Linked DNA regions of Mus musculus: region 1 is linked to region 2. Evidence: chromatin loops called from intact Hi-C (ENCODE). Cell type or tissue: left cerebral cortex. All regions are shown on one strand. Links, peaks and the distances in the headings refer to the core of each region. The heading gives the core; the rest is flanking DNA.

Evidence for each region. A loop is a pair of places that touch in the nucleus more often than their neighbours do. Peaks named below come from ENCODE experiments on the same cell type or tissue, not always from the same donor. Only the 100,000 strongest peaks of a DNase experiment are listed, where the experiment ranks them.
Region 1: a loop joins it to region 2, with 3 times the contacts of the local background. A loop is called at or near these places in 16 of 42 quality-filtered maps.

Annotation. Positions count from the first base shown.
Region 1 is chrX:74,112,573-74,117,933 of GRCm38, reverse strand. No RefSeq gene overlaps it. Among named protein-coding and RNA genes, the nearest start is that of Opn1mw, 12 kb to the left of the region's middle. In left cerebral cortex, for the core only: a CTCF peak has its summit at 2,149 (motif pointing left); a DNase peak (open chromatin) is centred at 2,158; H3K4me3 peaks cover 283 bases.
Region 2 is chrX:74,246,514-74,251,874 of GRCm38, reverse strand. It overlaps Flna (filamin, alpha), which reads left to right and starts at 5,341. Exons shown (of 46, transcript NM_010227.3): 1 at 5,341-5,361. In left cerebral cortex, for the core only: CTCF peaks have their summits at 2,127 (motif pointing left), 2,916 and 3,115 (motif pointing left); DNase peaks (open chromatin) are centred at 2,066, 2,927 and 3,107; H3K4me3 peaks cover 1,863 bases; H3K27ac peaks cover 1,537 bases.

The sequences.
Region 1 (5,361 bases), core at 109-5,108, 130 kb after region 2:
ATCCCCAGGTGGGGGGGGGGGAACTATACTTTTCTAGTTCTACCCATTTGCCTGCAAATTTCATGATGTCATTGTTCTTAGCAGCTGAGTAATACTCTCTTGTGTAAATGCACCACCTTTTTTTTATCCATTCTTCAATAGCGAGGAAACTCTGGGACCAGCCAGAGACCTAGGACACTGGAATCTATGAGGGTGACTCTAGTTAAGACTCCTAGCAATGGAAGACATGGAGACTGAACTGGCCATGTCCTGTAACCAGGCAAGACTTTCAATGGAGGGATTGGGACTCAACTTGCCCACAAAACCTTAGACCCATAATTTGTCCTGCCTACAAGATGTGCAGAGGTAAAAAAGATGGAGCAGAATTTGAGGGAAGGGACAACCAGTGACTGCTTGAGACTCATGCCATGAGACACTGTTAATGATATATCTGCTGTACTTGCAGACAGGAGCCTAGCATAACCTTCATCAGAGAGGCATCATCCAGCAACTGATGGAAACAGGTGCAGAGACCTTCAGCCCAACATAAAGTGGAGCTTGGGCAATCCTGTGTAAGATGGGAAGGAAGGATTGAAGGAGCCAACTAACCTGTGCTCATAAGGGCTCACAGAGTCTGATCCACCAACCAGACAGCATGCATGGGATTGACCTAGGTACTCTGCATATATGTAACAAATGTGCAACGTAGTCTTTATGTGGAACTTGTAACAACTGGAACAGGGGCTTTCTCTGACTCTGTTACCAGCCTTTGGAATCATTTTCCACTACTGGGCTGCCTTGTTTAGCCTCAATTGGAGAAGATGTGCCTAGTCTACTGCAATTTGATATGCCAAGGCTGGTTGATATAGACATGGTGTACTGGCTAGTTTTGTGTCAACTTGACACAGCTGGAGTTATCATAGGGAAAGGAGCTTCAGTTGAGGAAATGCCTCCATGAGATCCAACTGTAAGGCATTTCCTCAATTAGTGATCAAAGGGGAAAGGCCCCTTGTGGGTGGAACCATCCCTGGGCTGGTAGTCTTGGTTCTATAAGAGAGCAGGCTGAGCAAGCCAGTGGAGGCAAGCCAGTAAAGAACATCCCTCCATGGCTTCTTCATCAGCTCCTGCTTCCTGACCTGCTTGAGTTCCAGTCCTGACTTCCTTTGGTGATGAACGGCAATGTGGAAAATGTAAGCTGAATAAACCCTTTCCTCCCCAACCTGCTCATGATATTTGTGCAGGAATAGAAACCCTGACTAAGACACATGGTATACCTCCCTTTTTCTGAGGAGTAGAAAGGGTAGATTAGGGTGAGGGAAAGTGAGAGTAAGTGACTGGGAGGAGAAGGGGGAGGGAAAGCTACAATCAGGGTGGAAAATAAATAAATAACTTAGTAATAATAACAATAATAATAATAATAAATCTATAAAAAAATAAATAACCCACGAACTCAAGAAGAACACAGTGAATCACTGAGAACATTAAAAGCCATTGCTGCCAACCATTGGACTGAGCGTGGGGTCCCCAATAGGGTCACCAAGGGAGGAGTTAGAGAAAGGACTGAAGGAGCTGAAGGGGTTTGCAACCCCATAGGAGGAACAACAATATCAACCAACCAGATCCCCCAGAGCTCCCTGGGACTAAACCACCAACCAAAGAAAACACATGGTGGGACTCATGGCTCTAGCTGCTTATGTAGCAGAGGATGGCCTTGTCGGGCATCAGTGGGAGGAGAGGCCCTTGGTCCTGTGAAGGCTCTGTGCCCCAGTGTAGGGGAATGCGAAGGTGGGGAGGCGGGAGTGGGTGGGTGGGGGAACACCCTCATAGAATCAGGGGGAGGGGGATGGTATGGGAGTTTGGGGGGCAGGAAAAGGGATAACATTTGAAATGTAAATAAAGAAAATATCCAATTTAAAATAGGGGGGGGGGAGAACCATTGCTGGAGATCTTCTGCTTGTCACTGCTTAGACTGCTTACTTTGTGGGCTTTTTTCTCCTTTGTGCAAATGCAGCCTCCCCCCCCCCTTTTATTTTGCATTTGTTCTCGCTGTTGATACTTGAATATTCTTGGTCTCCTAGATGCCAGCTTAGCACAGGTACGCCCTGGGGAACTCAATAGATCTGCGGCTTCCTCGGTTCTCAGGCGCCCTCTTCTGGTCCCAGCACCTCTTTGGGCTTCCGTACCCATGGCCACCCAGTTTCGTTTTCTTTCCCTTTTGCTCCTCTGAGCCTTCTGACTGGACCTGAGCTCATCTGCACGCTGGTGTTTTCAAGCACAGTTGGGCAATGTCTTGCTGTACTGGATCACAGTACATTCTGGGATCGCTGAGATCCTTAGCACCTCCTACTGCCTTGTCACACCCTAGTGGCATGAAGTGGTTGTTTTTTCTGGTTTCCTGAACTCTGCATTCTGATCTGGAGTTTGCCAGTTGTCTGCGTCCTGGGTTCTTGAAAATTGTAAATTATTGGGCAGTTGCAGAGAGAGAATCTTTTTTTGTTTTGTTTTGTTTTTTTTCTTTTTGTTGTTCTTGTTGTTGTTGTTTGACACAGGGTTTCTCTGTGTAGCCCTGGCTGTCCTGTAACTCACTCTGTAGACCAGGCTGGCCTCGAACTCAGAAATCTGTCTACCTCTGCCTCCCGAGTGCTAGGATAAAAGGCACGGGCCACCAACGGGCTCATTTGTTTTCTCCTCGTATTTTTTTATGCTTTTAGAAGAATATGAGACGTTAGGATTTTTGTTGTATTCCTTCTGTTTCCTGAACCCAGAAATCTCATTGCCTTTTTTTTTCTTTTTTTTTCCTCATTGCTTTTTTAGTTTTAAAAAATAAAAGGAGTCTAGGTTCATCTTTAATCACAGCACTCACAAGGGAGAAGCAGGTAGATCTCTGTGAGTTCCAGGTCAGCCTGATCTGCACAGAGTTCTAGGATAGCCAGGGATATGCAGTGAGACCTGTTTTTGATTAACTAAAAAGGATATGGGATACTAGAGGTATGGATCAGTGGGTAAAGTGCTCGCTGTGTATAAGTCCCTGAGTTCACAGCACCCATCTGGAGTAGTGGCACATGCATGTAAAACTCCATATGAAAAGAGGGCTCTAGGTTCAGTGAGAGGCTTCTACCTTAAAAAAAAAATAAGGTAAAGTGGCTGGAGAGATGGTTTAGTGGTTAAGAGAACTGCCTATTTTTCCATAAGACATGGGTTTGATTTCCAGTACCCACATGATGGCTCACAACCATCTATAACTCTAGTCATTGCCCTCTTCTGGCCTCTGCTAAGCACACACGTGGTTCACAGACATATATGTAGGCAAAACACACATACACATAAAAAACTAACAATAAAAATATTTTAAAAATAAAGTGGAGTGTGATAGAGAAAGATACCTAAATTCAATCTGGATTCCACAAGCACATGTGCAGGGGAACTTATAACACACATGTTCACACACATGCATACACAAAATTAAAATTAACAATAATCTTAACACTTAATAGGCTAAGGAGGAAGGATTGCCACTAATTTCAAGCAAGTCTAGGGTACAGAGTGAGACCCTGTTTCAAATTAACAATATCCCAAGTTCAGAGATTACTGGCATATGCCACCACACATAATTTGACTGTTTCAAATAGCTGCTTTTTTTTTTTTTAATCAAAAGCCAAGATTTCCCCAGGAATTGGTATGGCACATCTTTGGCAGTGCTTGAGATGAGTCAATCCAGACTGGCCCAGTTCCCCTACAGACCTAAGCTCAATTGAAAACATATTATAGTTTGACTGAATAAAAGCCAAGATTAATATGTTTATAACTCAAATTCCTGCATCCAAAGGTGATTGTGGGCTGGATATGTGCTTCAGTGATAGAGCACTTGCCTATTGTGTATAAGGCCATGGGTTAGATCCCCAGTGCTGTGGATTTCTGAGGCTCAGCCTATTTGTCTAAATTGCAACCACAGTCATTGTCTCCAGACTCTAGCTTTTCTTTTCTTTTCTTTTCTTTTCTTTTCTTTTCTTTTCTTTTCTTTTCTTTTCCTTTTACTGGATATTTTTAAATTTACATTTCAAATGTTATCCCCTTTCCTGATTCCGCCCCCCCCCAGAAACCCACTATCCTGTCCCCCTCCTCCGGCTTCTATGAGGGTGTCTCCCCATCCACCCACCATTCCCACCTCCCCACCCTCGCATGCCACTATACTAAGGTATCAAGCCTTCACAGGACCAAGGGCCTTTTCTCCCATTGATGCCAGATAAGGCCATCCTCTGCTAAGACTTTTCTTTTCTTTTCTTTTTTACTAGTATATATATTGACATGCAAAATAATAGCCTTCTTGATGGCATTACAAATTGTCTATCACACACATTGAACATATTCACCCCTTATTACTCTCTTGTACCCTATAAACTAGTCCTAGTCATCTCCCCAAATAGTCTATCCACTTTCAAGTCTCATATAAGTTTTTAAATGTGGGTTCTATACATGAAGAAAATTACATATTTATCTTTGCAAGTCTGACTTATTTCACTTAACATATTTATCTTCAGTTGTATTCATTTTCCTTCAAATGACATAATTTCATTTTTTATGGCTAAATAAACACTGCATTTGGGAATACATACCACATTTTCTTTATTATTCCTGTGCTAATGGACACTTCGGTTCATTCTGTAACTTGGCTATTGAAAGCAAAGTCACTGTTGCTGAACATGGTAATGCACAAATTTAATCCCAGCACTATAGAGACAGAGGCAAGCAGGTCTTTGTGAGTTTCAGGTCAGCCTGGTTCACATAGTTTCAGGCCAGGCAAAATGCTTGAATGTGCTCAACAAGCAAGAGAACAAACTTGTAAACATAGACGTGTGGGTATCTTTGCGGTGTGCTGGGAAAGACTACATTGTGAGACTCCTCCATTGCCATAGTGACAGCCCTAGGTATTGGTATAGACACAAAGGATTCCAGCACACCACAAAGATGCCCATATGTCTGGAATGTCAACAGTGCTATTCATTTTTGTATTATTATTGTTGTTGTTGTTAGTAGTAGTAGTATGAATATGATGCATGTGTGAATGCATACATGCACAGTATGCATGTGGCAGGGTCAGAGGGCATCTTTGGTTCTTACCTTCCACCTTTTATGTCAATTCTAGAGAGCAAATTCATATTATCAGGCTTTTATGGCAAGCACTTTATTTGTTGATCCATCTTGCTGACCTATTATATTCATTTTGGCACTGCTTTGTGGGGAACCAGTATCAGGAAATTGCCACGGTCAGGTATTTAATATCTCAGTTGCCAGGTGCCCCAGAAAATGAAAAAATCCTGGCGCTGGCAGTGTACAGACTCACAATATATTATCACAACCTATAGGGACAGTAGGGTGATAATT
Region 2 (5,361 bases), core at 290-5,289:
AGAAAAAAATCTTGGAAGCAACTCATTCTAAGAGTAAGAAAGTTGTTGGTCCTACAATTCCACTCAGCACTCAGGACTTTAAGGCAGGAAAACTGAAAGTTGAAGGCCTGAATGAGCTTCAGGATGACTTCAAGGCCACACTGGGTAACTTAGTGAGACCTTGTCTCAAAATCAAAAGTAAAATGAAGGTGTGAGGTGTAGTTTTCTTGGAGGTAGCATACTTGGCTGACTGGCATTACATTTCAGATTCAATCTCCAGAAACTGCTACCTCCCTAAAGTTGTGAGGAAAGGTCTACATGAGAATATTTATTCCGAACAAGAAGAATATGTTTTTAACTTACTATGCTTTTTTTAAACCAAGGAACAGTTAATCCTAAAATTAATCTTCATAGATTATAGACTTGAAAGGAGTTCGGTACACCAACTTCTTGTGTTTTCAGTGTGTGTGCACTGAGAGGGGCAATAAAGAGAGTTCTAATGCAATGTGTTTGGGGGGTGGAGGGTGTCCTGAAATACAACTACATATTCACCACCTCACCCATGCTCCTACCATCTTCCTACTCATTGATCTGGTTACTATGTCTGTGGGTAAATGGGTTTCTCCTCTAAAAGGACAGTCATTTTCATGAACTCTGGTGCAGCTACCTCATGAACCTGAAATCAGGCCACTAATTTAGCAAACAATGATAATCCATTTGTCTCTCTAGTAGAGGTTTCCTACTAGACAGAAAGTAAGAGACCTTAGTTCTATTTGGAGGCCAGAATGTGAAATGTCATTGCCAGCAGAGCCGACAAAGTTAGAAAGGCATGCATGCTCCCTGGAAAGGACCCCAGTGCTTTGCTCTTCAAGTTAAACTACAGATCACCAAATTGACTCTGCAAATGTGGTCAAACTCCCTCCCTCACTCTTCTTTCCATCTTTGTTATTGTTTGTTTTAGAGACAGGGTTTTTCTATGTAGCACTGGCTGTCCTGGAACTCACTCTGTAGACCAGGCTGGCCTCAGACTCACAGAGATTCTCCTGTCCGCCTCTAGAGTGCTGGGATTAAAGGCTTGTACTACCACTGCCTATTCTTTCCTATTCCTTCCTTCCTTCCTTCCTTCCCTCCCCTTCTCTTCTTTCTTCTCTTGTAGCTTGCCCTTCCTTCCCTTCCTCACTCTTTCTTCTTACTGTGTACACAGGCATGATGCAAACATAGCTCAATTGGGGTTGTAGGGAAAAAATAAAATAACTGAATGTTGAAATGTAATTTCTTTATTTGGCCTTCCCCTAGAAAGTGACATTTGAGTTGAATCTAAAGCTACCAGGAAATGGCCATGTAGAAGAGGAAGAGAGAGCTTGACAATATTAGGTAATGGCTATGTCCACTAAGTTCACAGATATTTGGCTCTTTGTACCACATTGCACATTCCCAGGCTTTGGGACTGCATTTGATTGCTTTGAGAATTCAGTATATTTCTTCTGTTTGTTCCCAGGTACCTAACAGGGGCCAAATCAATGATAGCTGAAGGTGGGGGTGGGGGTGTCATCACAGGGCTCAGGGACCTACTGGGGTCTTAGGAGTAGTTTGTGCTCACTACAATTACCTGTTATCTCTCATCCCATGGAGCAAGATCTGACTTGTGCGGCCAACCCAGGCTTGCTCAGAGACAGAAGGCTGTGACTGTGGGGAACTCCTCAGAATAGGTGGCCTTGGAACAGAGCCTCCTTTCTAACCAGGAAACACTTGGCTCCCCTACACTCATCTAGCCTCATAAAGGTTGGTCCTAAACATAGGGTTTGCAGACCCTGCTCTGGAGGTGAGCCCTACTCCCTTGAAGCCTGGCAGCCTTCACAGAGCGCTGAGCTCATTGGGGGGGCGGGGGGCGCGGCGTCGCTAGCACTTGAGCGGGGCACTTGAGCTCGTGGCGAGCCCCGCACCCACTCCCTGCCCCCAGCTCCCGGGCGATTTTTACCAATTAAGGCTTTCTTGCCGGGCCGGGCGCGGGGCGGGCGTGGGGCGGGGATGCAGCTAACAAGAAGGCGGGAGGCAGCGGCTCATTCGCGTGGAGGCGCGCAGCGCGCAGCGGACGCCAGTGGAGCTCTGAGGCTTCCGGCGCGGGCGCGAAGAGCTGGGCGCCACCCGGCGGTTAGAGGGACAGCAGGTGAGGGCTCTGTGGTCAGCTCCACGCCAGATAGTCTCCAGATAGTGGATGCAAGGCTCCTGAGCTGGGAAGAGGTCTGGAAAGCGAGAGGCCAAGACCAGGAGCAGGTTGGGTGTGGACTCAGGTCCCAGGCATTGCGTTGGTGTCCAGAGATAGCCTTGCATAGTTTACCACAAACTTATTGTGTCTATGTCCAGGAATCCAGGAACTCGAGCCTATGGGGGGAGTCCTTGAAAAGGGGGCTAGTATCTGAGCGTTTGGCAAGAGATGGGTACAGGCATGGGTGCCCATAAACTGGTCATTGTGTACCTATCCCGGAAAGGTCTTTTAAGACTAGTACCCTGATTAGGATAAGGGTGAGTGACAACTTGGAAGGACACTTTTTAGTCAGTGTCAAACGTGGACACAAGAGAGATGAAACAAGGGTGGATACAAGAGTCCTCTGCTGGTTTGGCTATGGGGAGCTGATTCCAGGGCTGTGGCAGGGGCATGGCCAACTAGATTTTTCAGTCTGGGTTTTGGGTCCTGTCTCAGGTTGGTTATGCTTATGTCATTGACGGCCAGGACATAAGCATCAGCATTCCTAGATACCAAAGTCAGACTGGGGCCAGAAAAAGTGGGTGGAATCCACCCGCAGTCAATTGCAGCTCCAGTTTGGCCAAGGTGTGAGCTCAGGAAATCACTGTTCTCTTCTGCCACACCTGGATTTGCTTTAAGGGAACTGGTCTCACTTTGGGGATTTTCTGTTTCCTTCCCTCCTGGCGCCCCCTGGCTACACAGGTCTAGAAATAGCTCTTCAGGATCCCAGTATAGCTGGTGGGCTTGGGCCTATAGTTCCCTGTGGGAGGGCCTGGTCTGGGGTCTGAGAGGAGTGGGGTGGGGAGGTGGGCGGGGTGTGTCTACCATCCAAGAATCTACTCCAAATAAGGGAAAATATGAAAGAGCTGGATTTTGGCTTCCTGGGGCTGCCTCATCTGGATCTTTGGGATGGAGCGACATCTGGTGGTGGCACTTGTGCACTCTAAGGCTAGGACACCCCCCCCCATTTCCTCTTTTCCCCCTAAATAGCCAAATCATAGGGCTGGAAGCTAGGAAACTCAAGTTCTTTGTGCTCTATTACTATGATTCAGTTTTCCTTGTTCTCTGTACATTAATGAACTCATGTGATCCAGCCAAATGGCATTGAATGAAAAATCATGTATTAATGCAATTCCGTACATGGGGCTTTGCTCTCCAGTAGATCAGGGGGACCAAAAATATTACCCTAATTGTGTCTTGAATAACATGGCTGGAAGTTTCCATTTGGGTTATCCCTGCACAGTTCTGCCATCATGTCCCCCAACTCAACCTTTGGCTCACTTGGTGCAGATATTTATGCAGGTGACTGGAGGTAGAATGGGGGGGAGGGATTCTGTACTGAAAATGTTATTTGACTGGCGATATCATAGACAATCTCAAGATGACTATGCTGAAAGGTTCTGCCCATTGTGATCAAAGCCCTATCATAGCCCTACCACAGGCAATGAAGACACTCCAGGCTGTGGGAGAGTCAACCATATTTGGGCATGACATGTTGGTCAACCCAAGGCCTCTTTCAGCCACTGGTCTTTATCTATCTATCTATCTATCTATCTATCTATCTATCTAATTAATTTTATGTGCATAATTTTGCCTGCATTCATGTCTGTGTGAAGGTGTCATATTCCCTGGAGCTAGAGTTACAGACAGTTGTAAGCTTTCATATGGGTGCTGGGAATTGAATCTGGGTCCTCTGAAAGAGCAGCCACTGCTCTTAACCACAGAGCCATCTCTCCAGCCCCGGCGGCCACTGGTCTTAGAATTGAGAAGTAGGGACAGAAGCCTGTCTTTCTGGAAAAACAATTTAACATTCTGGAGAGGCTTGAAGTACAGAGTAAGTAGATGGAAAAGTCTACCACGGGAAAGACATAGGTAAGATGAATCCCCTTAACTAAAGAGGATGGTTGGGAGTATCCCCTACAGTTTTCTTTTTCTGTATCTTCGCTCCTTTCTGTCCCAGCACAGCATCCTCATCACTATCTCCAGAGAATATCTATCATTAAATTAACTTTTAGTGAGTAGCTTCACACTACTTAGGGAACACACTCAGGCTCCTTAGCAAGCCTTGATGTCTGGTGACTCTCCTTTCTTCAGTAATCTGGGACCCTCTCCCTGAGCCCCTCCACATCTCTAGGGTCACAGCAAGGCTTGGGACTGTTCAGCCAGAGAAGACCTCTCCCCCCAGAATTCCTCAGGGCCCAAGGTAGAACAGTGAGTATGGCAGGTACAAGGTGTACAGATCTACATGCATCACAGGGCAGGCAGGCAGGCAGGCAGGCAGGCGCCCTCTGATTGTGTGCATTGGCATACCCTGGACCTTTGGAAAGCTGCTTGATCCTGTAGTGCTGGTGGCCACTTGGCCCAGTGCTGGCCCCATTTCCTCGCGGATGGAACTAGGCAGTAGAGAAGACGACGGTGGGAATGGGCCTGTGCAGGTGTGCAGGCCAGGGTCATGGAGACTGGGAAGACCAAAGGAGATGGGTAGGGAGTGCCAGGGCTCTGTGGGTGTCTATGTTAGGTGATGAGAGCCCTGTCTGACAGCATACAAAGAGCTCTCAGCAGCGTTAGGCGCTCTGGAAGGGTTCGCTCACAGGATTGCTTTACTCTGCTGTGGATCACACTGTGGCTGAGAACCCTAAGCTCGGGAAGAATAGAGAATGTAGAAGAGGGTACAGGGTCAGGGCGGAGCCCAAGTGATACCGGGACATTATTCGCTCCGCCTTCTGCAGGGACCTTGGGGAAAGAAAGTCCCTTGTAAGGGTGTGCCTGCTGGAGCTGAGCAATTCTGTGACAGAATTGCTCAAGCGTTCCTAGATCTGGGGTCCGTTTCCTGTAGTACTGTAGCGGATGTTGCCAGACCTTTTTGTGCTCTTTGGGGCTCAAAGACCCTTTCTGAAGCAGCGGGGCTGAGTTGCTTTTGGCGGAGTGCAGAGGCAGCTTCGGGGGATGGGGGCGGGGGGCGTTGTGGGGCATTCCAACGGGAGGGGCGAGGTGGGGCGGGCGCGGCCCAGAAGCCCCACCCAGAGGCTCCGCCCCCAAGGAAACTTTGCCTCTGGCTCCGCCTTTCGCATACATTTAAAGGGCTCGCTCTTTCCGCAGTGCAACCTCTGTTCTGTGCCTCGTCGTTCATGCTCGGA